Regions from separate parts of the Homo sapiens genome. Here all the other regions are linked to region 3. Evidence: chromatin loops called from intact Hi-C (ENCODE). Cell type or tissue: heart right ventricle. All regions are shown on one strand. Each heading gives the region's core, and the rest is flanking DNA. Links, peaks and the distances in the headings are about the cores only.

Region 1 (5,128 bases), core at 717-4,716, 79 kb after region 3:
TCAAGGAGAGAGACTGGCTGACATCCACAGGATCAGTCACCCTGTCACCTGGCTGTTGAATTATCTCCTCTGTGGTGGATGGTTTCTCGTGAGCATTGAGATACAAAGACCAACACGTGTGCTCATTTCTGTAGGTCAATCTACATTATGCTTCCCTAGATCTCCTGGTCCCAGATCATCCAATCTTGTCTTTCAGGCCTCTGGCCAACATCGAAGTCATTTGCCCACTGCTCAGGCATCTACATACATCATAATACTATACTACTTCTCTCTCTTTCAAAGAGTTTGACCAAGTGCCCCACTCATAGTTCTACCCCCTGGGAGGAGTTCTCTTCACCGTTATCCTTTGCGGCCACCCTTGAGAAGGCTGCAATGCAGCAACAGCTCATTTCAACTAGCACTGACATATCACACAGGCTCATGTGTGAAGCAACCTGGGTTCTTTCCTTAACTGATTACTGGTTGTAGGAAACCACCCATGAAGCCCTAAGTGTGAACTCAAGAAGGGGTGTTGGTGCAAAGCAGTAAGTGACCTGGGAGTCTGGGCTACCTGTTCACATAATTTACTCGTGCTGTCTAGACCTTTTTAGGCCTGATCTCAAATATATAATTGGCATAGATAGTCTTAGCTTCTGGCAGAACCCTTACATTAGCAACTTGACTTGTAGAGTCTGGTAGGAAAAGTCAAGTGGAAGTCCTTGAAACTACACCCTTTCCTCCACTTCAAGGCAGTAGATCAGAAGCAAAATCACCTCTCAGAAAGTATTGCAGGGGTTAGAACCCCTATCATGACTTAAATGATGCAGGGTATGGTAGATCCCATTACATTTCAATTAATTAGCTTGTATAGGCCCCTGCGAAAGCCAAATCTATTATCAGATGATAGTGGATTTCCAAAAATCAGATGATAGTGGATTTCCATAAACTTGGCCAGATGGTAGCATCCATTGCAGCTGCCATGCCAAATACGGTATCTTTACTGGAATATACCAACATAGCCTTTGGTGTGTGGGATGCAGAGTGACCTGGCAAAGTGGAATCACAAGGAAGATAAAAACCAGTTCACTTTTACATGGCAGATACAGTAGTATATATTCACTGTTTTGCCCCAGGAGTATCATAACAGCTCTTTGTTATAATATAGTCCATAAGGACCTTGTCATTCCAACATGCCATGGACTATCCTGCTGGTCCCTTATACTGGTGACATCATGCTGACTGAAGATAGTGAGCAGGAAGGGACAATTGCCTTAGATACTCTGTTAAGATGCATGAATAGGTCAGAAGCTGAGAGATAAGCTCCATCACCTGTCTCATCCTGGGTTATTCAGATAGTAGCATCTGAGGCTAAGTCTTGTGTGCCTCTATGGCATTAGGGAGTGTGATCTTAGAGAGCAGAAGTGAAAAGGAAAGGGAGGCGAGGTAGGAGGAAGAGCCCAATAAGAGGCAATAGACATGACGGACTGCTCTGCAAGCATTGTGTGACCATCTTCTGAGATGCCTTATAAATTACTTTCTTGGCACAGTGCATCTGGAAGAGGAAGGGAGAAAAATACATCTACTGGCTTCCATTGGCTGAAATTTTGCCCCACAGGGTGTTATTTGCACTGTACTTCCAGGTTGCTCATTGCAGGCACTAAGGATAGTGCTGAGGATGTCATGCCTTAGCATCAACAGGGAAGCCCTGGGGTGGAAGTGAAAGGTGATCAATGTGGACATGAGGCCAGGGGCTGTGAGTTGTATCTGCCTGAAGTTGGTGAGAGTCCAGGTAGAGTTGGTCTCCACAAAGGGGACTGCTGTTAGAACAAGTGGCCAGAGACCCTGGAGACGGGTGAGACTAAAAGAATTTCAAGCAGCTATCTTAATTTGGATTCCCGCAGCAAAAGACTCAGAGGCAAGGATTCCACTGCCAGCAGTTCACTTGGTCAGTTTTCTTAAGAAGCACTGGAAGGGGAGTGGGGAAATGAGGTGGCCAATAAAGAGTGAGTGCACAATACCCCTGTGGGAAACCGGAGCTCAGTCCTGTGGAAACTCTGGATAGAAGTATAGAATGTGTGCCTGCCTAGGTGTTCCCACCAGCTGGGTAAGGGGGCTGAGATTCTCATCCACCAGCTCCTGACCATCACTGATTGAGAGCTGCTTGGGGAAGGGGTTGCTCCATTAATTTCCCAACACTTCTGGTCTTCTGTGCTTGTGGGCAGAGCAGGCTCCAGGGGCCAGAGAAAGCGCTCAGGTGAAGGGATGCAGGTGCTGGCAGTTGGAAGACAGCCACCCTGCACATAAATGATCAAGATGGAGGGGATCTGGACAGGATGTTGCAGTGGCACATAAAAGGTGTCTGATACATTCTCCCTCCTTTTTCTTTTCCTCTTGGATTGTCAGATTTTCAAATCCATCATTTTCTCTTATGTTGAACCAATGACTCTTGTCTCAGCCTGTGGCCCCTCTTTGCATATCCAAACACATCAAGATGCTCAGCAGAACAAATGAGTCCTCCTTGGAAGGTAGTTGTGGGCTTAAACAGTCATTATTTTCTCTTGGTTATCCCAAAGGCAGCTATCTCTTTAGTTATTCTAGTAAATTCTATTCTAGTTAGCTAGTTAAATCTATTGCACTTTTTCTGCACATTAAATCAGATGATATGCAAGCTCTAACTACCTCCTGTAGACGTTCTCATCACAACTCCACAAGGGAGGCATTGTACCCATGTAGTGAATAAACTGAGGTCTAGAATGACATGCACTATATTCTTGGTAACTTCTTCAGAAACCAAAGTTTTAGATGATTTCCACAGATTTTTGTGCCCCTTCCAGCTGCTTGAGACAGTATGGAGAATGCTTTTGGATATTGAGTTATCAGGGACATTGGGTAGATTATGGGAAAATGGAACAGCCTATTAATTTAGTCCAGTTCTGTAAGAGTTGGGACATAAGATCCCCAGTCTTCACACATCCCAATCTCACAGATTACACTGAACGGTGGTAAACAATTTAGATCAGCTTGGGTATGACACGAAGCTTCCTCTTGGCTATTTCTACAACTTAACATTGAATGGAAGGAAATCACTTAAGCCCTAAAAACACTGTCTGGCAGGAGGTAAAATGTCTTGCTTGGCTTCCTGCCCCATCCCTCCCACACCCACAGCTGGGACCATTTGGCCCCCACTTCAGCTCCCAGGCCTGAGACCCTCCCTGTTCTTCATCTGCCTGAGTTCAGGGACAAGCTGCAAACTGAGAGCCCTTCTTGAATATGAACATGGTCTGGCTTCCCAGGAGAAATAGGTGCAAAATCAACAACCTTAACACGAGTCTATTTCCAGTCATTTGTAGATGAGAAGTGTGCTTTGGGAAACTTCATTTTTAGATTCCAGTGAATTGGGTATCATCAGTTACAGAGAACCAACAAAATATGAAATGTGCACATAGGACTTCCCTGCAAGAGTAGAAAGGAATCTGTTGCCTTATGCATATGTATCTTGGACTGATAAATTGGATCACAATCAAGTCTTCACCCTTCATGTTATATATGTAACTGAGGAGGCCAGGTTTGTTTCATAATGGCACCTTCATTTTTATTTTTTTCAATGTACACACTTTATTTGTATATTAAACAAGTAGAAATATGTTTTTCCCCATCTTTCTTTAAACATGTTCTTCTCCCCATATATCTTCTGTTTACCCATTTTTAACAGGAACATGAGCATTCAACCTATTCCATTTTTTCTTATATGCAAAGGCAGAGTGCAACTGTGATAGGGGCAATTGATTCTTAGCTTTGGTTTTGGGGACAATATGGGGTGGTGGGAACTACGGCAAACTGGACAGTACTGCCTTAGCTGAAGGCAGCAGCCCCTATTCAATGCCAATCAATTGTTGGCACAGAGAATGCAGGCCTTATGTCGCCAGGTTTTCCAAAATTTCAAAAAGAATCCAGAAGTCTCAATTTTACTGTGCAATTCTCTAATTATCAAATATTGCTAGCCAATTTAATTTGGAGGTTGACACCCAGCAGACCAGATAAAACATATCTATGGGCAAAATTGAAGGCTGGGCATGGTGGCTTATGCCTTTAATCCCAGCACTTTAGAAGGCTGAGATGGGTGGATCAACTTGAGGTCAGGAGTTTGAGACCAGCCTGGCCAACATGGTGAAACCCCGTCTCTACTAAAAATACAAAAATTAGCCGAGTGTGGTGATGGGCGCCTATAGTCCCAGCTACTTGGAAGGCTGAAGAGGAGAATCACTTGAACCCGGGAGGCGGAAGTTGCAGTGAGCCACCATTGCACTCCATCCTGGGTGACAGAGCGGCACTCCATCCTGGGTGACAGAGCGACACTCCATCTCAAACAAAAACAAAAACCAAAATCAAAAATGAAACAAAATTGAGCCTATGGCTGCCAGTTCACAATCTCTGGTTTTAAAACTGTCAAACAGAACCCTAGATCTACTATGTAGCCATAACTGATGTGGTTTTTCTAAGCAGTATAGAAATATAGTTCTAAGAAAGTCAATTATATTCCTAGTTAATGTGGTACTTTACAAACAATAGAGAAATATAGAATTATGAAAGCAAATTCCCTATGGTTAGTGAATCAAAATAAAATAAGGTTAGGCCCATCACAGAGTGGCTGCAAGTGGGAGAGAATTTACATTCACAGGGAATGTGAACAGATTAGGAAAGAGGCCTCAAGTGGACAATTTTGTCGGGATGCAGTTCGCCTTATGTGTTAGCTCCACATGAGGCCAACCTGGTTCTCGAGCTGCTTTGGCTACTGGAGCCTCAATCCCTTAAGAGGTTGATCTAGGGTCCCCCCTCTGTCTTGCCAGTTGTCCCCCTCCACAGGCCGCAGCCCCGATGAGAATATCCACAACCTCTAATAATAGAAGCCAAAATCCAATGGACAGAGAGCACTGTGGTGTACCAGTAGGTGGTCCCATCAAGGGACTCACAGCCACCATTCAATTCAAGGTAGTTGTGTCCATTATCCAGGTGGAGAAATAAAAAATCAGACCAAGGGCAAGATTTGCCCAACTTCACCCTGCAGCCAGGGCCAGCATTGGACTGGAACCCAGACTCCTGATCTCCAGGCCAACCATCCCTCCTCTGAGCCCTCACCGCCCAGGCTGGC
Region 2 (5,128 bases), core at 532-4,531, 56 kb after region 3:
TTCTATGTGTTGGTATCATTTCAAGTCCTCTCTTTTAGTTACTTTGAAAGATACAAAATATTGTTTGTTGTTAAGTATAGTCATCCTAGTCTGCTATCAAACATTAGAACTTATTTTTTCTATCTAACTGTATGTTTGTACGCATTAATCACCTTCTCTTCATTATCCTCCTCCCACCCACCTACCCACCCTTCCCAGTCTCTGGTATCAATTATTCTATTCTCTATGCCCATGAGATCAAGTTTTTAGCTCCCACGTATGAGTGAGAACACGCGGTATCTGTCTTTCTGTGCCTGGCATTTTCACTTAACATAATGACCTCCAGTTCCATCCCTGTTGCTGCGAATGACATCTCATTCATTTGTATGGCTGAAGAGTATTTTATTGTGTATCCATACCACATTTTCTTTATTCATCCACCTATTGATGGACACTTAGGTTAATTTCATATCTTAGCTATTGTGAATAGTGCTGCAAGAAACATGGGAGTGCAGGTGTCCCTTTGGTACACTTGAATTCCTTTCTTTTGGATAAATACCCAGTAGTGGGATTGCTGGGTCAGGGGGTAGTTCTATTTATAATTTTCTGAGAAACCTCCATTTTGTTTGCCATAGTGGCTGTGCTAATTCACATTCCCAGCAACAGCGTGTTAAGAGTTCCAAGGTGGTATTTGCACCGCTTTGGTTTCAGCATCAAGGAGGAGTTGGTGGAAAGTCAACAGAAGGAGCCATGGTCTAGAGATGGGATATCTTGGTTGGCAGAGGAGTCCTATTTAGGCTCGCTGGGGATAAAGGTCACTGAAGCATATGTTCTGGATGGTAGGGCCCATGTCTGTCTGGTCCTTTGTTACATAGCATGGGATCTGGCACAGTGTGGGCTCTCAATGAGTTGTTGATTAAGAGAAGGAATGAATGACATGAGAGAAGAAAGAAAAGATGGGACCTAGACATCTTTCTGGAGGTTTTCTTGGCAACTATAATGGATTTCATTGCCTCCCCATGTCTGGAAGGAGCCTTAAGCCCCACCCCCATTACCTCCATAGCACTCCACCAAGCGATCATCTCGCTTTGGCTAGGATGCCTCTCAGTGATGGGGTTCTCAATCCCTCCCACACAACCTGTTCCTTTTTTATATAGATCTGATTATTAGAATAGCCGTCCTTCCACTCACCACAAGGAAGCAGAACGGCAGCAGGGAAAGAGCACTCAACCTGGAGTTAGAAGACCCGGGCTTGGCTCCTGAGCCTTCCACTGTCTCACCGTGTGGTTCTTGGGCAGGGGCAGGTGTAGCCAGTGATTATGAGTGTGGGCTTGGACATCTGGCAGATCTGCCTTAATTTCCTTATCTGTAAAATGGGAAGAGCAATAATGCCTACCTCATTAGGGCACTTGTGTGGATTAAATGAGATAATGCATGCAAAGTTCTTAGTGCCTTACCTGGCAAATTAGTGAGTGCTCAATGAAAGTTAGCTATGGTTTTTCATATTATCATCTTCTTCCTGGCTTTCAGTTTCTTCCTCTGTGTAATGGGAATAGGAAGCTCTGCCTTGGATGTCTCTAGGGCTTGGTGTGAGGAGCCAGACAGAGAATGGGCACGAAGGATCCACAGAGGTGAGGGATTCTGCATCATTCCCATCATATCGGCTTTTTCTGTAGGAGACTCCACTAGTGTGTGGTTTACCCCGAGATCACTCCTACAACACCGAGATCCTGAGGTTTTTCCCTCCCGTTGATGGTTAGGTTTCTGTTCCTTGACAGCCTGAATCATGGCCTCCAAGATCTTATTTACTTACTTATTTATTTTTATCAATAAATAAGTATTTATTTATCATCATTTATATGATGATCACGTTGGATTGTCACCCAGGCTGGAGTGCAGGGGTGTGATCATAGCTCACTGCAGCCTCAAACTCCTGGGCTCAAGCAATCCTTCTGCCTCAGCCTCTCTAGTAGCTGGGACTATAGGTGCATGCCACCATGCCTGCATAATTTTATTTTTAATTTTTTTTAGAGTCAAGGATCTTGCTATGGTGCCCAGGCTGGCCTTGAACTTCTGGCCTCAAGCAATCCACCCATCTCAGTCTCCCGAGTAGCCGGGATTACAGATCTACATTTAGAACAGGACTGCAAAGAAAGGAAAGGAGAAATGAAGAAAAGGAAGCAGACAAAGTTCTGGTTTTCAGTAGTTCCTTGGAGAGCTCAAGACTCAGACTCTGACCCTGTCTGCAAAGGGGGATCGTCCAGCCTTTGAAATAACCATTTCCTTCCCTCCTGGCCTTTTTCAGATCAGAGAGGTGGGAGGGGGCGTGGAGATTTAGTTCCCGGATGCACTGAACAGGAGGCTGTGAGCTTTCCTCTGATGTGCGACTCTTCTGCAGGGGCCCTGGCCCTGGGAGGCGGGGCTCTGGGCTGCGGCAGCTCCTCCTGTGGTCTACCTTGGCTTCACTGCAGGCCCAGCTGCTGCTGACCACGCGGGTTTCTTTTAAGAGGCTTGGCTGACCCTCAGCACAGCTGAAATGTTCTGAGACCTTGAATGTCAGAGATGGAAGCAACTTTATGATTCTCTGGGCCAGAGGTTCCCAGGCTGGGGTCCCTGGACTTGGGGTGCTCAGACTATTCCCGGTTCTTTCAAAAGCTGAAAAGAAACAGTATATAGCCCCTGTGTGAGGGCTCACGGGCTCGTAAAAGTATCCGGTGTCTTGACTTTTCTCTGAAATCAGCTCCAGCTGGTCCCTCTGTACCCTGGTGTTGCTGGTGACAGTGATAGCTTCCCACTGAACTTAGCTGCTAGAAGCAAGGTGAAGCCCTTCACACACCATCTCACTGATCTTCGATCCTGTAAGATGGGTACGTTTATGAGTCCTATTTTGCAGATGGAGACACTAAGTGCCAAAGGGGTTAAGCACTGTGCCCGAGTTCACACACCCAGCAGCCTGACTCCACAGCTCCAACCCCCAGCTACTAGCAAATAGTCCTCTGAAAGCTCAGTTATTTAGCTTTGAACACAGCAAAACTCATCATTATTCAGGGAAGATAATTTAGTAGAGAAAATGTTGAGATCTAAGTACTACACTTAGGAGGAATAATAAAAGGGTTGGTGGAATAGTTGAGGATATGCCATTTTTAATTTTTTATTGATTTTGTTTTGTTTTGTTTTGTTTTTCTTTGCTCTTGAGAGATGGCACATGCCACTTTGTTTTGTAAAACAAAGGCCTAGAGAAGTGAGGGTCCTGCCCAGTGTCATCTTGGGAACTGGTAGCCAGGACGAGAACTTGTTTCACTTTGCGTGGACTTCTTGGGTCTGACTCCAGAGGGCCTCCAGGGCAGCAGTGGCTTGTCCCGAGCTGATGGCATATGACTGGGGGTTCCCTGGAAGGGTCTCTGACATCCCCCTGTCCTGGCAGGCCACTCCCCAGCAAGGGTCAGGCCACACATCTTGACTAGCTTTCCACCAGTCCCCACCGACCTCCCACCAGCTGCACATTGCCTTGGCCTTGCCAGACCACAGAGCCGTTTAGAGCTGGCAGAGGCCAGCAGAATTCATCTTCAGCAAACTCTTCCTTCCAATCCCATCATTGTACATGTACTTTATGATTTGCAAAGTGCTTCCACATCTTCCACATCATTCAACTTGAGACCCAGGGCTGTTCTGGGAGCTGGGTGGGGGAGGGATAGTACCCCATTTTACAAAAGGAGAAAAGGAAGTTCTAAGAGGCAAAGTACCTTGTTCAAGGTCACACACTCAGATAAGAAATGTTGGAGTCAGAAGTTGGAGCTGGGTTGACCTTTTCCATTCCAGTGCCTGTTGCACCAAACAGCCTCCCTGTTTGGAATGAGGAATTGCAAGAAGCAGCGGTAAGTCACATGCCAAGCTGGGTTGTGCCAAGAACTTTATATTTAACTAACAGCATCGCCATTAACCATATCTTTTTTCCCATAGTGGACAAATACAGGTACCTAAATTAAAACAATTTTATCTGTGTCAACCAAGATTGCAGGCCTGCACTCTGAGAACTCATGATGTAATGAATAGACACAAATGTTCAAGGCAGAAGTGGTTTATATTCTAGACTCATAACTGTCTCACTGTGACCCTGAGAAAATGTTATGCTCTGGGCCCCTGTTTTCCATGTGTACAATGAAGATAATAATACCTAACACCTACCTTGCTTGTTATGAAAATGATTAGGGCCGTCATATACAAGTTTCTTCGTAAAATTTTAAGACGTGTTATACAACTATTACACATGACCATGAATCTTCGTAAACACCTAAGGCAAGGGAAATTCACATACACACACACACACACACACACACACACACACACACACATAAACACATTTATATGTAATTAATGATGAATAAGTACATCCTAAGTAGTTTACATGGCTCATTCTATTAATTGGAACAAGAGCCTTGTGGAAGCTAGTACCATGATCATTCCCATTTTATAGATGAGGAAACTGAAACCCAGAGATCTTAAGTAACAGGTAGCAAATGGCAGAAGCAGGATATGAAATCTGGATAACAGGTAAGCTCTTTAACAGCCAAGGTGCATCAGAATCACCTGAAGGGCTGGTTAAAATATGAAATGCTGAGTCCCACCCCGTGATTCTGATTCAATAGGTTTGGTGTGGGGCCTGAAAATTGGATGCTGATACTGCCGGATCAGGGACCACACTTTGAGAGCCACTATGTTAAGCTTTGTGCCCAAGACCACATACCCAGCAGTCTGACTCCACAGCTCCAACCCTCAACTACTAGCAAATAAATAGTCTTTTAAAAGCTCAGTTGTATAGCTTTGGATACTGCAAAACTCATCATGATTCAGGGAAGGGAATTTGGTAGAGAAAATGTTGGGGTCTCAGTACTACACGTAGGAGGAATAATAAAAGGGTCTCACTGCTTGTAATCCCAGCACTTTGGGAGGCCGAGGCGGGCTGATCACGAGGTCAGGAGATCGAGACCATCCTGGCCAACATGGTGAAACCCTGTCTCTACTAAAATACAAAAAATGAGCCTGGTGTGATGGTGCATGCCTATAGTCCCAGCTACTCGGGAGGCCGAGGCAAGGGAATCGCTTGAACCCAGGAGGCAGAGGTTGCAGTAAGCTGAGATCGCGCCACTGC
Region 3 (5,128 bases), core at 470-4,469:
AAGACGGGGTTTCATCATGTTGGTCAGGCTAGTTTTGCACTCCTGACCTCAGGTGATTCACCCGCTTTGGCCTCCCACAGTGCTGGTTACAGGTGTGGGTTACTGCACCCAGTGGTGTTTGTTTGTTTGTTCGTTTTTTGAGACAGAGTCTCCCTCTGTCACCCAGGCTGGAGGGCAGTGGCCTGATCCTGGCTCACTACAACCTCGCCTCCTGAGTTCAAGTGATTCTCCTGCCTCAGCCTCCCAAGTAGCTGGGATTACAGGTGCCTGCCAACATGCCCGGCTAATTTTTGTATTTTTAGTAGAGATGGGGTTTCACCATGTTGACCAGGCTGGTCTCAAACTCTTGAGTTCAGGTGATCCACCTGCCTTGGCCTCCCAAAGTGCAGGGATTACAGGTGTGAGCCACTGTGACTGGCCCCACTTTTTTAGATCCCACGTGTGCCTGAGAACATGTGATATTTGCCTTTCTTTGCCTGGCTTATTTCACTTAACATAATGACCTCTGTGTTGCTGCAAATGACAGGATTTCCTTCTTTCTTATTGCTGAATAGTATTCCATTGTATATATAAACCACATTTTCTTTATACATTCATCTAGTGATGAACATTTAGGTTGATTCCATATTTTGGCTATTGTAAATAATGCTACAATAAACATGGGAGTGCAGGTATTTCTTGGATGTTCGGATTTCCTTTTTTTGGATATATACCCAGCAGTGGGATTGCTGGATCATGTGGTAGTTCTATTTTTAGACTTTTGAGGCACCTCCATGATGTTTTCCATAATGGTTGTACTACTTTACATTCCCACCAACAGTGTACAAGCATTCCTCTTTCTCTGCATCCTTGCAAGCATTTGTTAATTTCTTTGTCATTTTGATAATAGCCATTCTAACTGGGGTGAGATGATAGCTCATCGTGGTTTAAATTTGCATTTCCCTGATGATTAGTGATGTCGAGCATTGCAGGAAACAATTTTGTTAAGGTTTCTGCCACTATCCAGCAAAGATCCCTTTCCTCCAGTTTCCAATGACATGTTCCTCACTTCCTTCCTCTTATTGCCATATTGTGAATATCAGTCTGTCGCCCAGGTTGGAGTGCAGTGGTGCAATTATAACTCACTGCAGCCTCGAATTTCTGGGCTCAAGTGATCCTCCTGCCTCAGCTTCCTAAGTATGTGGGAGTACAGGCATGCACCACCATGCCCAGCTAATTTTTAAAAATTATTTTTTGTGGAGACGGAGTCTCACTTTGTTGCCCACGCTGATCTTGAACTCCTGTCTTCCAGCAATCCTCCTGCCTCGGCCTCCCAAAGCAACCATCCACATTTCTACAAGGAGATGCAGGCTTTATCATGCTCCTCAAAATCCCTCCACCCTTCTCCATTTTAGGTATTTGTTACAGCAACATCTCACTTCCAGGCACCGAAATCTGTATTAGTTTTCTATGGCTACGCAGCAGCTGAAAATACCCATTTATTATCTCACAGTTCCTGTAGGTCAGAAATCAGGGCTTGCTTGGCTCAACTGGGGATCGCAGCTTTGGATCTTGCAGGCTGAAATCAGGGTGTTGGCTGGGACTGGTGTCTCATCTGAGCCTTGGTGTCTTCTTGCAAGCTCACTGTTTTTTGGCAAAATTCATTCCTTGTGGTTGTAGGACTGAGAACCTCAGCTCCTAGAGGCCACCTGCTGAGAGTGTCTGCTGCTGGCTTTGAAGAAGTGAGCTGCCACGTTGTCACAGGGCCACGTGCCTTCGACCTGAGTGTGGCCTCTAGGCGCTCAGAGTGGCCAAGTTCATGCTGAATTCCTGGAAATGGAGACTCATCAGTGGGATTATTATGTTAATAGCAATGTAGACAATGCAGGTGCATTGGAAACTTGGGCTCAGGAGCAACCATCGCTGTCATCAGATATTTACTTACCATTCAAGAAGATTCTGTTTTGAAAATTTCCAAAAATTCTCAAGAAATGGAATCTTTGTCATGTGACAGGCCCTTTACATGTCAGTTGGAAAGGATGTGTTTTATTTCTAGGGGCCAATTCTGGATTTCTTTATAGGTTGAATATCTGTTCAACTTAAATTTCCTTTGCTAACCTACTTTCCTTTTCTCCTCCTATTAAAATAGCGCTTTTCACACTTTCATGTGCATAGTGGGAATCCCCTGGCATCTTGTTAAAAGGCAGATTCAGGCCAGGCGTGGTGGCTCACGCCTGTAATCCCAGCTCTTTGGTAGGCCGAGGCAAATGGATCACTTGAGGTCAGGAGTTCGAGATCAGCCTGACCAACATGGTGAAACCCCATCTCTACTAAAAATACAAAATTAGCCAGATGTGGTGGCACATGCCTGTAATTCCAAACTACTCGGGAGGCTGAGGCAGGAGAATCACTTGAACCCAGGAGGCGGATGTTGCAGTGAGCCAAGATCAAGCCATTGCACTCCAGCCTGGGAGACAGAGCGAGACTCCATCTCAAAATTAAAAACAAAAAAAGGCAGATAGATTCAGGTTCAGTAGGTCTAGGATGGGGTCTGAGATTCTGCATGTCCCCTAAGCTCTTACATAATGCAATTGCTGCTGGTCTGTGGACCACATTTTGAGTAGCAACATATATGTGAGAATGAGACGGAGAGGAGAAAGCGCCTGGTTAGCCAGGCAGTCATGTCTTCCTTGCACACACACACTAGATGGTGTTGTCAGCTCAGGAAACATGACAGTGCTTTCCTGGAGACCAAGTCTATTGGTCTAAAAATTCTCCAAGTCAGAGATCCCGGGATGGCAGACTTGGAAGGCTCCCAGAGATCATCTAGTGCCAGATGTAGCCGATGGGGAACTGAAGCCAGGGAGGGAAGAGGTTTGCTGGATATCACGCAGCAAGTCAGGGACCAATTCCCATCATTCCACTTAGCAGTCAGTGTTCTAAATGTGGCCTGGGTGTGTCACTTTTCTTAAAGTGTTAAAGTGGTACTCTCTCCTTCTTTTTAAAAATTGTAGCTTCAAAAATTGGCTTTGCTATATTACATTGTATACATTTTAAAGTCAAATTAATTTCCTATCTTAACAAAAAGTTCTAGAGACTTTGCCACGCAGCTTGGTGTATCATAGCCACAATATTTATTTAATTAGTGAAGTTGGAAATACTGGCCTCTTACAGTCTCCTAATGTTTGTGAGGTTTAATACACTACACACCAAATTTCTCACACCTATACACAACTTCCAAGGTTTTTTTTTTTAAAACAAACATTTTATTTGATCTTATGAAGTCAGTTAGCTGAAGGTTGCTACCTTCTGTTTGCAGCTGCTGATAATAATAATAATAATAATAATAATAATAATAATAATAATAATGATACTATGTGTTCAGCACTTTTCTAAGCACTTCATATAAATGAGCTAATTTAATTCTCAAAATTAAAAACATTCCACCTCCCGCCCACCACCCCTGCTTTAAAAGGTAAGGACATTGAGACTCAGAGAGGGTAAGGAACTGGTCTAAGTTTGCACAGATAATAAGCGGCAGGGCTGGGATTTGCACTTAGTCTTGCTCCAGAGCTCAAACAGCTCTGTCTTCCTCTCTCTGGGAGGGGAGGAGAGGGCCTGCCCAAGTCACGCAGCTCATATTCCCTGATCACTCTTAATCCATGTACACAACACTGCCAGTTACAGCCTGACGGTTAATGAGAGTCTGTCCTGCTTGGAGAGTGCAGGAGTTTATAGCTGATTGATATCTCTGGGCAAGCACATTTCTTTCCAAAGTGTCAAGTCAAGGAGAAGAACTAGGGACAGGGCTCCAAGTTCAGAGTTGCCTGTGGACCAGACCTGCTCCTCCACATGCAGCTGTCCGGGTGGAATTCCATCCTTGCCCATGTCACACTCTGCCCTCTTTCTCTTTCAAACAGGATGCGGGTGGGAGGTATGTCTTCAGTTTCCCTCTCTGAGGTTCTTGCTGCTCAGTCAGAGAGGCCTACAGGCAGTGGCCAAATTGACTGCGATTGCTTCATCCAGCCCTTACCCATCTTCAGTGTGCTTAATACCCAGGGGATAGAGAGTTCTGTCTCAATCGCCATGTCATGATTCCTTTCTGAATCATCTTGAACTTTCTTTTACGAGGTAAGGGTCAGTGGAACAGATTGCTCATGAGAATCTTAAGACAGTTATTTCAGTATCCTATAAAGAAATTGCCAGAATGGGTGTGTCTGTTGGGTGGCTTGAGTTATTAACTCAAGCGTGATTGCAAAGCACCACTGGATTCTAATTGCCAACAGTTATTTTTCATTTATTTATTTATGAGATGGAATCTCGCTCTGTTACCCAGGCTGGAGTGCAGTGGCACAATCTCGGCTGACTGAAATCTCCATCTCCTGGGTTCAAGCAATTCTCCTGCCACAGCCTCCTGACTAGCTGGGATTATAGGCACCTGCCACCATGCCTAGCTAATTTTTGCATTTTTAGTAGAGACGGGGTTTCAACACGTTGGCCAGGCTGGTCTTGAACTCCTGACCTCAGGTGATCTGCCTGCCTTGGCCTCCCAAAGTGCTGGGATTACAGGCATAAGCCACCGTGCCTGGCCACCAACGGTTATTTTAACAAGCAAATTACTGGGTTATAGACCTTGAAGGGACTTTAGAAGTCATGTGCTCAACTCCTTCCTAATGCAGAAATTCCTCCTCCACGTTCCCAATACACAGCCAGCTGACCCTAGCTTGTCCACTGCCACTTACTCCACAGCCATCCCGTTCTGTTCTTGGGTGGCTTCCTGATGAAGCGGGAATCACTTTCCCTGCAACTTCCCTTATTGCTCTGGGATCCCTCTGAGGCCACCCAGTGCGTTTGCTCTCTCTGCTCCAGGACACCCCTCAGAAAGTCAAGTAGGGAGGATATGGCCTTACACTTACTCTGCTCCAGGCTAAGCAGCCCTAGTTTCTTCATTGTGGTGTGTGGTTTTCACTGGGATTCTGGGAGTGAGTGAAGACAGAGGTTTGCATGAAATCTGCTGCATTTTACCAAAAATCAAGACTGTCTTCTGTATCCTTACAGAGAGGTCCAGGCCAGCTCAGGCTGACCCCCAAATGCTGTGAGGGTAGTAAAACATTGGCAGGCTGTGGGGTGGGGACTGGCTGCGTGCATG
Region 4 (4,287 bases), core at 288-4,287, 280 kb after region 3:
AAATATAAAAGAGCTATTTTAAAAAGCCATGTACTTTGTTGGTTTAGTTTAGGGCAGTTAGTTATTGAGAGTACTCATGATATAGAAAAGATATATAAACTTGCTCAAAATTTTGAGAATAGGGCTCAGATAGCTGTTTCCTTTTAATCTCTTCCTGACCAGTAGGATGTTTCAATATGGACTATTGACCTTATTAATGGGGAGAGTAAAAATAACTTGTCAGTGTTCTGAGTTGCCAAGGGCTAAATAGATGAATCTTCTGGCAAACTCAAAGAGATAAATTGTTTCTTCAACCACCCTGGTAACTGTACGGACACTTTTCTGCCTATCATGCTGGTGCCTGAGGCCCAGTGTCAGGTCAGATGCTGAAGAAGGAAGGAAGCCTGTCAGCAGGGAGTCAGAATGAGTGGGGACTGCAAGCAGTGACCTTAGACTGTGCTGCTGCCACTTTCTTAGCTTCCGTTAATACCTTTATGCCCATGATTCCTACTTTTTTTTTTTTTGAGATGGAATCTCGCTCTGTAGCCAGGCTGGAGTACAGTGGTGCAATCTCGGCTCACTGCAGCTTCTGCCTCCTGGGTTCAAGTGGTTCTCCTGCCTCAGCTTCTCGAGTAGCTGGGACTACAGGCGTGCACCACCATGCCCAGCTAATGTTTGTATTTTTAGTAGAGATGGGGTTTCACCATGTTGGCCAGGTTGGCCTCCATCTCTTGACCTCGTGATCCACCCACCTCACCCTCCCAAAGTGCTGGGATTACAGGCATGAGCCACTGTGCCCAGCCCCCACGATTCCTATTTTTACTGCCTCTGTCAGAGACTTGTGTTTCAGCTCCACTCTTGTCATCCCTACCCCTGAATCAAATGTATTTCCCAGCTTTCCTATTTAAAAAAAAAAAAAAATGCTGTCATTATCTCTTAGCTTGGCCAGACCTGTAGTCATCTTTTTCCTTCTCCCACCTTCCATTTACTTCAGCAATATTTATTTATTCAAATATTAACAGTGTTTAACCTCAGTTGGTAATTATGGGTGATTTTTATTATTTTTCTTTTAGCTTCTCTGGGTTTTCAAATTTATTTACAAGCATGTACTGCTTTTTTTTGTTATTGACTTTTATTTGTAGAAAATTTCCAATATGTAGAAAAGCAGAGTAGTTACAGTGATCCCTCATCGTCCAGCTTCAACAGTTGTCAGGTCACTGCCAATCATAATTGATGTCTGATCCCACCTACTCTGCCCTAACTGTGTTATTTGAAGCTGGTCCCAGACAATATGTTTTCATCTGTAAACACTTATAAAATGTAATTTGTATCTTCAAATGATGAGGAAATGTTTTTATGAAACAACCACACTACCATTGTCAGTTTTTTAAATGTTATCAAATATCCAGTTAGGTTCAATTCTATAATTGTCTCCTATTAAAAAAATTATTTATTCAAATTATGATTCTAAGTCCACAAGTTATATTTAGTTGATATTTCTCTTATGTGTCTTAAAATTTAGGTCCCCCCTTCATCTTTTTTCTCCTCTCGCAGCTTATTTGTTGAAGAAATTGGATTGTTTATCCTGAAGGGCCTATCACATTCTGGATTTTGCTGATTGCATTTCCATAGTGTCTCTTAACTTGTTCTTCTATCTTTTCTGAAAACTGGTAGTTAGATTTAGAAGCTAAACCTAATTGGAGTTTTATTGGTTTTCTCAAAATACATACTAAGGATATTATATACATCCTATTGCATCATATGTGGAGGTGTATAGTGTTTGATTAAGACGGGGCAGTGAGGTATATGATGAATGTAGGTAGCGATTATCAGTGGCACCTGACAATGTAATACCTCTTAAGTTAAAAACAAAACAGGCCGGGCACAGTGGCTCACGCCTGTAATCCCAGCACTTTGGGAAGCCAAGGTGGGTGGATCACGAGGTCAAGAGTTCAAGACCAGCCTGGCTGGCCAAGATGATGAAACCCCATCTCTACTAAAAATACAAAAAAATTAGCCAGGCATGATGGCAGGTGCCTATAATCCCAGCTACTTGGGAAGCTAAGGCAGAGAATTGCTTGAACCTGGGAGGTGGAGGTTGCAGTCAGAGCTGAGATCGCACCACTGCACTCCAGCCTGGGCGACACAGGGAGACTCTGTCTCAAAAAAAAAACAACAACAAAACAAAACAAAACAAAAAATAGTAATCAGTCTGACCAAATCCTTAGTTCTCATTTTCGTTTCTGCCTTTATCACCATTTATTTCCTCCCCCAACTCTTAAAACAACCTTTTCTTTATTTACTGTGTTTGATGACCCTAGACTTTCCTTGTTCCTTCTTACTTCTTCATAGTTGTCTTTGTTTTCTCAACTCTTACTCTTCTCACTGGTTCATATGAAGGTACTGATTTTATAAGTGGTAATTTCTTCCTTAAGAACATAGCCACATTCATGGTTTCAAACTCTACCATGTTGGCAACTCTCAAATCTCCATTTGAAAGCTTAAACCTCACCCAGGGTCTGGATTTTGTCACATTCCAAGTTACAAACACAGCAGCACAAAATGTTGGTGAGTCTGTGCCCTGAACTTCTAACCAGGCTGATGCTGTCATCTGGTGGTCACCATGGGAACTAGCTGACCCTACTGGCTCTTCCCTACTCCCCTTCTTTCTTCTTTGTCAGGGGTTAATGTACTTTCTCTGAGCCTAGCCCCTCCACCTCAGTTCCTTTATCTTCTCCTGATTTAGTTAATTCCACCCCCGGCAGCCCTTTATATTTATGGCCCCTTACATATAACCTTCCTTCTATCTTGTCCATAACCTGTGGTTTCCCTTTCTTCCATCTGCCTGTCTTCCACTTTGTTTCTTGTATTTGTGAGCTTTTCAAAATTCAGTAATGGTTAAGAGGCATGCAAATAAGCTAGTGATGTGCCTATATCAAGGAAAAGCAAGGGTGCGAGTTTGGTCAGAATCAGTTTATAAAGTTCATGAAGAACAAATTAATACTAAGTCCTTTTAAATGTACCCAGAAATCTCCTCCAGAATCTTCTGAAAAGTTTCTATTCCTTTCTTAATCTCTTCTAATCAGAGTTGGTTTTCTTCTTCAACCAAATACCTTCAAAATAGAAGCTGTTTCATGTCAATATGGATTTTTTCTTTTGGTTTACAACCAGCAGGGAAAGAAAGAGCACAGTTTATGTACTTCTTACCTAAAGAATCTAGCATTCCGTTTTTTAAATCTTAACAGTCTTACAAAGTAAGACTTTATTCTTGTATAAAAGGAGAAACAGGCTCCTTGTCAGTAACAGGCAGGCCGTGGATTCCAACCAGGTTAGAATGACTCTAAGCGTCCATCTTTTACTGGATTGTGCTGTCTCCTAATGTTGTAATGCTTTTTTTCTTCATGGCTTAATTAAGCATGTGGTTTTCCAGCTACTTCTAGGTTAAATTAGATTGTCGTGGACCAGTCTAGCTTAGGAGCCTAGCTAGTGTCTTTACCATTATTCCTATGAGAAAACATGTTTTAAACTCGTGTTTTGGCTTACAGAGGAAATTTTGGAACCCACGTTCCTCGTTGTTTGAGTTTAGTCCCAGCTTTTCCAGTTTTGCTCCTGACATTTCAGTTCCTATTTCAGCTTCCCCATGTGTTAGAGGTATCACTATTTCTGTTTTTCTAAGCTAGCAACCTTGGAATCATAATCATCTTGTCTTGCGTCTTTGTGAACTGTGTACACAATCTGTCACTAAAGCTTGTCATTTCTTGTTGAAACTCACTTTCAGTTTTGTCCCATACTCTTCCATTCCCACTGTGGCCACACTGGTCTCCGGAGACTTCTCACCTCCTTGCTTCCCTCTCTGTTCCTTCCTTTTTTTTAACCTTCTCTCCTTCCAGGAACAGCCACTGAGCACCCAACCCGACCCAGAGATTTTTCTAGGCACTTAAGAGTGCCAGCTCTGATACCAATTATCTGTGAAGACTCAAAAAAGTCACCATCTTTGTCTCTTAAATGGGATTAATTATACTTGCCTTATCTCAAGAAGAGGGGCTTACTCTGAGGAACTAAAGGATGTGTACATAAAAGTATAAAACAAACAATGTAGAAGAAAATGTGAAGGAAATACAGACTTAAGGTGGCATTATATTGCAGTGTGTGACTCAGGATTGAGAGTAAAAAGTAATAACCATTGAACAAATAAATCATAAATGGTCTGCAGCCCAACCGAAATGTTAATTCTGTTTTACAGACAATGGTACTTGGACTCAGCTCTGGTTGGTGTCAGATTATCATGAGCATGGATCCCTTTTTGAT
Region 5 (4,903 bases), core at 1-4,000, 140 kb after region 3:
AGTTAAGTAACCCAGCCAGGAGCAAACAGCTTGTGAATGGCAGAGCTGGCATTTGAGCTCAGATAGCAGATCTTCTAACCCCCAGATCTGGAGCTTCTAACTCCCAGATTCTATTCCTTCTGGGGTTTAACAGAAAAGTTTGTAATAATCCTTGCTCTTTGTTGAATACCTACAGTGTGCCAAGTGTTTGGATATTTTGTCTCCAACACCGACAGCATACCGCCTACTCAGTAGCACTAGCCACTATTTTATAGGTGGAAAAACCAACACTTGGAAGAGCTAAGTCCAGAGTCCCCACCCATTCTGACTTTTGCCACAAACTCCCCAACTCTCAGAGGATCAGCTAAACTCCTGTGTGGCACAAGTGAGAAACTGATGGCCAGAGAGGGGCCAGTTACCCAGCAAGGCAGCAGCAGTCCCTAGGAGAAGAGCTGGTCCCCTGGCTGCCCATCCAGGGCTCTGGCCCCTGCCTCTTGTCCCCCTACCTGTGCAGAGGAGCACTGGTAAAAGCCCAGGCGTCAAACACTATCCCCCAGGCACTAGCTTGGCATATGCCCAAGCCCTGAGATCGCTTGTGGTTTCTGTCATTTCTCAGAGGGGCCGTCACTTCAGACTGAAGATGTAAGTACAAGATCATTCCTGGCAGCACTGTTCTTAGGAACAAAAATAACCCAAACTGCCCACAGTAGGGATTGGTCGGCCAAATTCTATTTCATTCATACATACAGCCCTGACACTGGTGATACAGAAGATTTAATGACCCAGGGACATGCTCGTGGTATATTCCACCAAAAAAGCAAATTCCAAAATTATGTCTATGACCCTAATTTTGAATATATGTTATTTATATCTATTTACATATAGCTATGTAGAGCGATGTGTGTGTATTAGATACATCACATATTAGACGTAATATTCATCAAAATGTTATAAGCAGTTATCTCTGAGTGGTAGGATTATGGATGGTTTTTACTTTTTTTATTGTACTTCCGTATTTTATTAATACAAGTCTTCTACAATAATACATATCACTATTCTTTTTGCTTCTGCCATCAGTTAATGAGTGTTATTTTAACAACTAAATTTGGGGAGTCTGTGGGTCAGAGAAAGTATAGAGAACTGGAGAGAAAAAATTGTAGGATAATTTAATAACGTCATGACAGAGCCAAGGAGGCAGGGTGTTGCTGTGGAAATACTGCCCGCTGGGGAGAGTCAGACAGCTTGGAAGGAGGCCCTGCCTAGCCCCCTATTTGCTGTCGGCCTGGGGCAAGTTGCTGATCAGTTTCCAAGCTTCAGATTCCTTAGCCGTCCTCTGGGAGCATGAACAATCCCCGATGCTGGGTGGATGAGAGGGCTGAATCTGGCCGCAGTTGTGGAAGTGGCTTCTGAATTGCGAATGCTTTTCTCAGGGGTGGAATTAGGATCTCTCAGCAAGGGGTTAAGGTGAAGGGGCTGGGGCGAGGGCTTTCCTAGACTGAGAAGATGAGGTCCACGTGGGGACTGGGCTCTGATCCCAACGCAGCTCGCCTGTTCCCGGGATCAGCCACACTCCTTATCTAGCAGACAAAAGGTCAGTTGAAAGCAATGGAGCTAGCCAAAGTGTCCTTTTCTTCTTGATGTGTAGACAGCCCGGATGGTGGGAGAAAGCCCTGGCTAAGCAAAGCCCCTAATATTTGCATTCAGAGCTTCCCTGACACCATCGTGACCCGTGGAAGGGGCCACCCCACCTCCTTCTTCCCAGGGGTCAGTCCTTGGAGGACAGGCAATCGGCTGCTTGCACGGCACCCCCTGGTGGTCAGAGCAGGGAAGACGAGAGTGCTCGACCCGTGCTGGCCACTCTTCCATCACAGGATGGGACAGGAGTGGGTGGGGAGGGGGGCAGAGTCCTTTGGAGGATTTGGCACCTCTTCCAGAGTTATTGTGACCATGGGACCTGCGTGAGCACAGCGTGTGTGGGAAGGGCCTGGCCCGGGGACAGGCTGACCTGGCTTCAGGGCCCTTCCCAGTCTCAGTCTCATTCCCAGGGTTAATAATACTGAGGTATTGATGTGTGGATCCGGCAGGTCACACCTGTCATGGGGTGATAGTGGGATCCCCAACCAGGATCTGCCCACCTGCAGGAAGGTGGTGGGAGGGGTCCCGGTGGGCAGGACAGGTGGGCCAGCAGGAGGGTTGCTGGAGGGAGTGCATGGGACAATCTTGGCATGGGCCCAGCCATAACAGGCGTGCAGTCATGGTAGTACAACTTCTTTTTCTTCTTCTTCTTCTTCTTTTTTTTTTTTTTTAGACAGGGTCTTGCTCTGTCACCCAGGCTGGAGCACAGTGGCACAATCATGGCTCACTGCAGCCTTGACCTCCCAGGCATGAGCTCCCTCCTTAGGCTCCTGAGCAGCTGGGTCTACAGCCACATGCCACAATGCCTGGCTATTTTTTTTTATTTTTAGTAGAGATGGGGTCTCGCTATGTTGCCAAGACTGGTCATGAACTCCTGAGCTCAAATGATCCTCCTGCCTTGGCCTCCCAAAATACTGGGATTACAGGCATGAGCCACCATGCCCGGCCAATGAATAAGTTTTCTTTGCTTCAAAAATCCATTTGCGTTTTTTTTTTTTTTTGAGATGGAATCTCACTCTGTCACCCAGGCTGGAGTGCAGTGGCACAATCTCAGCTTACTACAACCTCTGCCCACTGCAACCTCTGCCTCCTGGGTTCAAGTGATTCTCCTGCCTTGGCCTCCCAAGTAGCTGGGGTTACAGGCATGTGGAATCACACCTGGCTAATTTTTGTATTTTTAGTAGAGATGGGGTTTCACCATGTTGGCCAGGCTGGTCTTGAACTCCTGACCTCAAGTGATCTGCCCACCTCGGCCTCCCAAAGTGCTGGGATTCCGGGCTGCTTTTTAAATTGCAAAAGAAATATATGCATGTGGGAACAATTAAATTAATGCTCAGTTGTATAAACCAGAAAAATAATAGTTTCCTCTTCTTACACTCCTATCTTCTGGAAAATATCAGTACTAAACACTGTGGTTTAGCCAAGTATATAAATATATAAGCACATACATATACATATACATATACATATATGTATATATTATGTATGTCATAATCATTATTACATAACATGAATATGTTATATATATAATAATGATACGATATCTATACTCATACTTTTTTTTTCTATTTTACACACGTAAAACCATATCAACAATGAACATTTATCAATTGCTTACTATATGCCAGGGGCTGTCCTCAATGCTTTATTTGCATTAACTTACTTAGTCCTTGTGACACACAGTACTCAAAACAACCCTATGAGGTAGGAATTATTGTAATTCCCCATTTCTAGATAAGGAACTTGAGGCAGAAGTTGAGCGACTTGCCTGCAGGTGGTGCCAGAGCCTGGAATGGAAACCACACATGCTTTGCCATGTATGTTGTTCTGCAACTTGTTTTTTCCCCCTCTTGACCCTGTGTCATGGTATCTGAACATCTTTCCAAGTTAGCTGGTGAAGAGATACCTCATTCTTTTCCAAGACTGCAAAATGTAGTTATTGATAGCAGAATGCCTGCTTCCTGTAGGGTCTGGTGAGATCCTGAATGACACACTGGAGGGGGTTCATTCTGTGGATGGTGACCCCATTACTGACAGCGGCTCAGGGGCTGGGGCCTTCCTTGACATTGCTGAAGAAAAGGTGAGTAGATGGTAAATTTCATTTGATTAGTCAGTAGTAGGCTTGTTTGCTTATTTCAAACTTGGTGATGATTTTACTGAGCACCAGAGAGAACCACAAGGGTTTTGGTTGAATAGCATCAAGATTGCTTCTGTCCTCATGGTACAGAGGAGGTCAGAGTCCCAGGGCCACAGAGGCTCTCCAGGGATGCACAGGACTGGTGGGGGATATGCAGTGCAAGCTTGTCCTCACACTTGCCTGTGATGAGCGAGCGTCCAGGCCTCACCAATGCAACCCCGCCCTCCTGCTCAGTTGTGAAGGCACATAGCTTTATCAGCCCTTTGAGTCCCCTTCAAGACAGAATCAGATTAACTGCAGGTGTGTTCATGCTATTGTTTGGTAATTGGCTTTTACACCTGCAAAGCCAGTTTTTGAAATGCTGGGCTCCCTAGGGTGCAAAATTAAAGCATAAATAGTTTTCTCACAATGGCCCCTGCTGAAAACCCACAACGCCAGCTCATTCCTTCCCTTCTCCTGGGATGAAAACTTAAGACAGTTCTCACAGCTCTCTCAGTCACTATCTGGTAACAGTCAATTTTCACAGATATTTAAAAGTCAAGCCCAGCATAATATCAAAAATTCAACAAAATTACAAACACAGTTTCCCCCCTTCTATACTCAGGCCTACTGTAGACTAGGAAACTGCCAGGAAAGGGAAGCATGGTTAGGGGTTTCCTCTCTATTTTCTTACTTCTCTCTCCTCCTTATCCTCATGATCTCCCCATCCTCTAGAGCTATTTTTAACATCTGCAGGGGCTGGCCCACCTGGAGAAATGGACACAGTTGTACTTGGCTGGTCAAATTGTGATCTGGGCTTTTGGTGTGGAAGATGCCTGATTGTTGGAACTCTCTCTTATGGGGGCTTTTGTGGTTCCTGGGAGGTCTTCCTGCAGGGGACCTAGGATCAAAATTCCATAGTTTGCCTTGTAACTTCTGCCCGGGCTTCCACCCCATACAGGTTGCCCAGATCTTCTGCGTGGCTCTTTGAGTACAGCCCATTTCAGCCAGCTCCCTTTGGAGAGATTTTATCTTGTCTATCTCCAGCAAAACAACTGCAGGACAAATACCCCTCCCTTCTCCATCCCCCTCCCCTCCTCTCCCCTTTCCCTCTCACCTCCTCCTTCCCTCCTCTCTCCTTTTATTCCCTCCCTTCCTCTCCTCTCCTCTCCT
Region 6 (5,128 bases), core at 504-4,503, 150 kb after region 3:
AGTTACCCAAAGGCAAAAGAAAAGACCTTCTGCAGTGCGACTGCTGTTCTCTATGGGGAATATTATATTGGAAGAAAATACTCCTTTTAGATCTTTAAGATAAAACATTTTTTTAGCATCAGGCCACAACATTTATAACCAGAGGAAAAAAAATCTTACAGGAGCTGAAAATGAGTTGAAGATTAGTTATTATTTCAGGCCTTTTAAAAGGCGAGAGAAAACAGAAAAGAGCAAGATGCAATAAAAGTCGAACTTTGTGTAAAAAAATTATAATGCCTTGTAATTTATTAAGAGTAAAGCAATACCTTAAGAAAATTTTGTAGTTCAAACCAATTCTTTAGTGTATAAGTGGTTTTTTAAAAATCAAAACCCAATCTCTGGAAAGACCATTTTAAATAATTTCCCTTTAATTGTAGACAACTTGCTCATATGAAAGCTTTTTTTTTCATCTGTCTTCTTCTTATGATGTAAACAGACCATTTCTGACATGCTTGGACTTTCTAGTTTTCCTGAGCATCCCTCTTTCTGAAAAAAAAAAAAAAAAAAGTCATTTTATTCTAGGACAAAATTTACCATAAAAGATTCTTTCTTGTATAAAATTATTTTTCTTTAAGCTTTCTTACCAAAATTACCTCTTTATTTCTATAACTTTCTTTACATCTCTCTCATTTCCTGATTCCCTTCACTTTGTTTTATACATAACCTTTAAATAAGCTTTGAATGAGACAAAAATTATTCACCTTTTAAAAAACACACTTTTTTTTAGAAAGAATGTTTTCTTACAATATATTTTTTAATTGGAATATACCCAACTAATGAAATATCTATTATTTAATTTAACTTTAGATTCTAAATTATGACACATTTGTCTATAAGTATTTATCCCATTACATTTACCTAATTATTTTTAATACTGTACCTAGATTACTGTATTTATGAAAACTGCAATAGTCATTATTTAAAGTTATTTCCCTGCCAACCATTTTATAGCCTGTGAATTTCAGGTGTTTATCTAAGTAGAACCTTAAGATTAAATATATGGTTATTTTACTAAATCAAGATTTAGCTATTTTCATTAAACTAATGTTCTTGTCTTATTTATCAGACAGTACACAAGCAAAGGTTATCCTGTTTTGGGCTGAGTTTATAGTTTTGTAACCCTTGTGCCAAATTTTGACACCTTATAGTATTTGGCAGGGATAAGTATGAAATTGCTTGATCAATAAATGCAAACAAAAATGTATGCTGGCAATTCTTAAGACATTTCTAATATTGCTTTACCAGTAATTTTAAAACTAGCTTATTAAAGACTTAAGTCGTGTGAACTTGAAAAGCATTTGGGTTTATCATTTAATTTATGAGTACTCTTTAAGCCATTGTCATACCTTGTAGCGAAAAACACAACAAAATGTGTATGTACACATAAACACACACATACATACTCATACAACCAAAAATCCTATAGCTTTTACTTCAGAACTCTAGCCATGAAATATTAATACAAACACATTGTCCTGCAGAAACAATAACAAAAATAAATGTCTGGATGCAAACAGTGGATTTTATCTCAGGAGAAATGTAACAGCAGACTTAAAGCAGGCAGAGGCAGAGAAGAAAGCAGAGAGATAGAGAACTTAGGAACTTTATAGTTGCAGATCGACTTTTGGGCTCTGAATTTTTCTTGCTGTAATTGTGCATGAAAATACCATATATGTTCATTTTACAAAAATACTTGCAAGAAGAGGCACCATAAAACCAACAGAGTGCCTGAAAGAGGGTCATTCTCCTTGTTTTTCCTTATTCTTAGATTATTTGTTTCCCACCCTTTTTTTTTTTTTTTTTTTTTTTTTTGAGACGGAGTCTCCCTCTATTGCCCAGGCTGGAGTGCAATGGTACAATCTCGGCTCACTGCAACCTCCACCTCCTGGGTTCAAGTGATTCTCCTGCCTCAGCGTCTTGAGTAGCTGGGACTACAGGTGCGTGCCACCATGCCCAGCTAGTTTTTTTGTATTTTTAGTAGAGACAGGTTTTCACCATGTTGGCCAGGCTGGTCTCGAACTCCTGACTTCATGATCCCTCCCAAAGTGCTGAGACTACAGGCATGAACCACCGTGCCCGGCCTTTTTTATTTATTTATTTTTTATTTTAAGGGACGAACTGAGCTGTGGCCTAGCATTTTAGTGGAGTGTGTCAAAGTGTGCTGGTTGCGGGTGAGACTCTACAGTGTGTCACCACTGAGCCATTTCCACCCTCTTACGTGTCTCAGTTTCTCTCTGTGTAGTTCTAGCACCTCCAAGAGGCTCAAAATCAAAATGCAGGGTGACCAGCTCCTATATGCACTTCCTGAATGAGGCTTTTTAAACTAATTTTGTTGGGGGTTCCCTGTAGGGTTGCTGCATGTCATGGGGGGGTCAACCCCCCAAGACACTCCCACTTGCCCTCCAGTCACCCAGGGGCACCTTTCAGCTGGGAGGTGCAAAATGCCCTTTCTCTTTGAAGCTGAGGAAACTCATTCTCCCATTTATCTGTGAAAACAATAGTTCAATTCCTCATGCAAAATGCTCACACTAGCCAATTGAGATTAATTTCAGGAGGAAAGGCAATGGAGAAGACACCCTTTAGAATGTACCTCTGAACTAGAATTAGGGTCCTAAACAATAACTTCCTAGGAGAAAAAAAAAAAAAAACAGCTAAGACCACTTCCTGTAAATTGTCCTCAGCCACCTCTAACTTTGTACTCTCATCCACCATTATACACACTAAGGTCAAATCCTCTCCCGGTATAAGGTAATCTCTGGTACCCCCAAAAGCCAAAGAGGTCAGGTCTTACAATACAGGAGAGCAGAGCTTCAGACCTAAGAAGAATCTGCTCATGACTCTTGAAACTCCACAAAGAAAATGGAACACCCCAAAAAGGGGCGGGTGGTGCCTTTGTTCTGAATACTTTAAGGGGTTTGAGTCATTGGAAGCCTCCTCTAGGTTTTTATTGGTACTAAAGATAGTGAAGGGGGAAGGAGGTATAGGGCGGAAGAAAAGTAAACGAAAGAAAAAAAGTTTTTAAGACAGGAAGCAAGGATAGCAAACGTGCATGTTGTGTTTTTTTTTCCCCTCTCTTGCAGCTGTGAGAAATTTTAGCCAATTCAGAGAGGTCTTGTTACCCATAATTTAGAATTCTCATTCAGATTTGACCAAGTCAGGTAGAGCTGGTCAAATCTGATGGGAGAAAGATCAGAACAACAACCAAAAAAACCCTAACAACATGATTACTGAGCACTTTAATAGTAAGGAGAAATTAGGAACAGCTGGTTGTTAATCTTAACTTCAGCTAAGACAAAACCCCAATTCAGCTACTTACTAGAGATAGGTCTTAGGCAGAAGATTGCTCTCTACCATCCTAGAAGCAGGAAAGAATTTAAACTTGCCTTCCCTGTTAGAAATGAGCTCAAACTCCAGAAAGGAGTTAGGTGCCTTCCATCATCCTAGAAGCAGGAAAACTTGCATTCCTTGTTGGAAGCAAGTAAGACTGCAAAAAAAGAATTGTACAGCAAAATAAACTTTAGAACTTGACCAAATTTTGGGAGATCAGGGATTCTCTGGAGGGGAGGCTCCTAGGCCTCAGCAAATTGTCCTATTGGTTTGAACCATAAAGAAAGCTCAAGCTGGTATCAAGCACCGATATGAGATTTGTCAAAGGTCAGTGGCACCTCCACTCAGAATCCCTTCTTGGTTGCCAAAATGTGAACCCCAAATATCTGAGACAGGTCTCAGGAAAGTTAGGTAGTTTATTTTGCAAAGGTCAAAGACATGCCCGTGACACAGCCTCAGGAGATCCTGACAACATGTGCCCAAGGTGGTTGGAGCACAGCTTGGTTTTATGCATTTTAGGGAGACATGAGACATCAATCAGTATATATAAGGTGTACATTTGTGCTGTCCAGAAATGCAGGACAACTCAAAGTGGGGAGGGGGCTTCCATGTCATAGGTAGATAAAAGACAAATGATTGCATTCTTTTGAGTTTCTGATTAGCCTTTCCAAAGGAAGCAATCAGATATGCATTTATCTCCGTGAGCAGAGGGGTGACTTTGAGTTCCATCTGTCCTTTGTCTGCAAGGAATTTCCTTATGGACAAATTATTAGGGAAGTATGTAGCTTTTTTTTATCTTAGTAGCTATCTTTTTAAGGGCTAGAATGGGAGACAGATTTGCCCTAAGTAGTTCCCAGCTTGATTTTTTTTTCCCTTTGGCTTATTGATTTGGGGATCCTGAGATTTATTTTCCTTTCACAAAGCTAAGGCCAGAGAAGTGCTTAGCAGAGATGTGCTAGAAGGGACTCTGGGGTGGGTGGGAGGATGCCCTGAAAGGTACGTTCTAATGCTGGAGCTCCAGGCGAAGGTGTGGTCCTGGAGGAGCAAAGGAAAGGGAATCATGGAGCCTCCAGTTATCTGAGGCTTTAGCGCTTTCCACCCCCCAGCCTCACACCCACTGAACCAGGGGCATGGGCGAAGGGGCACAGCTCCTCATGCCAATTTCATTTCAGGGTCCAAGCAGTGAAGACAGTTTAACAACAGCTGCAGCTGCAACCGAAGTGTCCCTCAGTACTTTTGAGGATGAGGAAGCCAGTGGGGTCCCCACAGATGGCCTGGCTCCCCTCACAGCCACCATGGCCCCTGAGCGGGCAGTCACTTCTGTAAGTGTCATCTTGTGTCCTCTCTGGCTCACAGGGGAGAGACAGGTCTGCATCATGCGACAACAGTCATCCTTGGCCTTGGCAGGGGCACCTGTAGCTTGGTTATGAGCACATGTCTGGGTGGGCAGCTGCTGGAGGGAGGCAGGACACAATGCTGGAGTGTAGCAGAGGCCACAGCCCTGCTCCCTCCTAGCCTTGCCCAAGAATTTACTCAGAGACAAGTGGTCCACAGTTGGCACTGAGGCTTAGAAGAGATGCATATTTCAGAAGGGGTGTGCTGGGGGTAACGATGATCGTAGGTAAGAACGTGCTTTGAAACTGGGCTGGCACCACAGAAACGACTGTTACAACTCCCTGGCAGCCTCATGAGCGAGGTGAGGTGGTGCCTTAATGCTGGTTTTGTTTTCAGGGTCCTGGTGATGAAGAAGACTTGGCAGCAG

The links. Hi-C counts contacts between places; a loop is a spot of excess contacts. Peaks named below come from ENCODE experiments on the same cell type or tissue, not always from the same donor. Only the 100,000 strongest peaks of a DNase experiment are listed, where the experiment ranks them.
Region 1: a loop joins it to region 3, with 2.8 times the contacts of the local background. A loop is called at or near these places in 11 of 110 quality-filtered maps.
Region 2: it touches region 3 in a loop (6-fold over the local background); 18 of 110 quality-filtered maps call a loop at or near these places.
Region 4: it touches region 3 in a loop (13-fold over the local background); 55 of 110 quality-filtered maps call a loop at or near these places.
Region 5: a loop joins it to region 3, with 11 times the contacts of the local background. A loop is called at or near these places in 84 of 110 quality-filtered maps.
Region 6: it touches region 3 in a loop (5-fold over the local background); 12 of 110 quality-filtered maps call a loop at or near these places.

What each region holds. Positions count from the first base shown.
Region 1 is chr9:98,937,340-98,942,467 of GRCh38, forward strand. It overlaps COL15A1-AS1 (COL15A1 antisense RNA 1), which reads right to left. Exons shown (of 1, transcript NR_198999.1): 1 at 3,546-5,128. Among named protein-coding and RNA genes, the nearest start is that of COL15A1, 4.0 kb to the right of the region's middle. In heart right ventricle, for the core only: no CTCF peak of the experiment used is centred there; a DNase peak (open chromatin) is centred at 3,152; H3K4me3 peaks cover 121 bases; H3K27ac peaks cover 3,202 bases.
Region 2 is chr9:98,914,437-98,919,564 of GRCh38, forward strand. The region is part of intron 1 of ADIPINT (adipocyte associated pyruvate carboxylase interacting lncRNA); the gene reads left to right. Among named protein-coding and RNA genes, the nearest start is that of ADIPINT, 5.8 kb to the left of the region's middle. In heart right ventricle, for the core only: a CTCF peak has its summit at 2,441; a DNase peak (open chromatin) is centred at 2,405; H3K27ac peaks cover 2,637 bases.
Region 3 is chr9:98,858,346-98,863,473 of GRCh38, forward strand. No RefSeq gene overlaps it. Among named protein-coding and RNA genes, the nearest start is that of ADIPINT, 50 kb to the right of the region's middle. RefSeq lists a silencer at 1,600-1,810. In heart right ventricle, for the core only: a CTCF peak has its summit at 2,685; a DNase peak (open chromatin) is centred at 2,786; H3K27ac peaks cover 2,569 bases.
Region 4 is chr9:99,138,314-99,142,600 of GRCh38, forward strand. It overlaps TGFBR1 (transforming growth factor beta receptor 1), which reads left to right. Exons shown (of 9, transcript NM_004612.4): 5 at 4,223-4,287. Among named protein-coding and RNA genes, the nearest start is that of TGFBR1, 35 kb to the left of the region's middle. In heart right ventricle, for the core only: CTCF peaks have their summits at 2,597 (motif pointing left) and 2,813; a DNase peak (open chromatin) is centred at 2,593.
Region 5 is chr9:98,997,258-99,002,160 of GRCh38, forward strand. It overlaps COL15A1 (collagen type XV alpha 1 chain), which reads left to right. Exons shown (of 42, transcript NM_001855.5): 7 at 3,582-3,694. Among named protein-coding and RNA genes, the nearest start is that of COL15A1-AS1, 55 kb to the left of the region's middle. RefSeq lists enhancers at 1,036-1,792, 1,793-2,548. In heart right ventricle, for the core only: CTCF peaks have their summits at 1,791 (motif pointing left), 1,993 and 3,380 (motif pointing right); DNase peaks (open chromatin) are centred at 544, 1,584, 1,784 and 3,394; H3K27ac peaks cover 3,628 bases.
Region 6 is chr9:99,010,879-99,016,006 of GRCh38, forward strand. It overlaps COL15A1 (collagen type XV alpha 1 chain), which reads left to right. Exons shown (of 42, transcript NM_001855.5): 10 at 4,539-4,688; 11 at 5,098-5,128. Among named protein-coding and RNA genes, the nearest start is that of COL15A1-AS1, 69 kb to the left of the region's middle. In heart right ventricle, for the core only: a CTCF peak has its summit at 2,304; no DNase peak of the experiment used is centred there.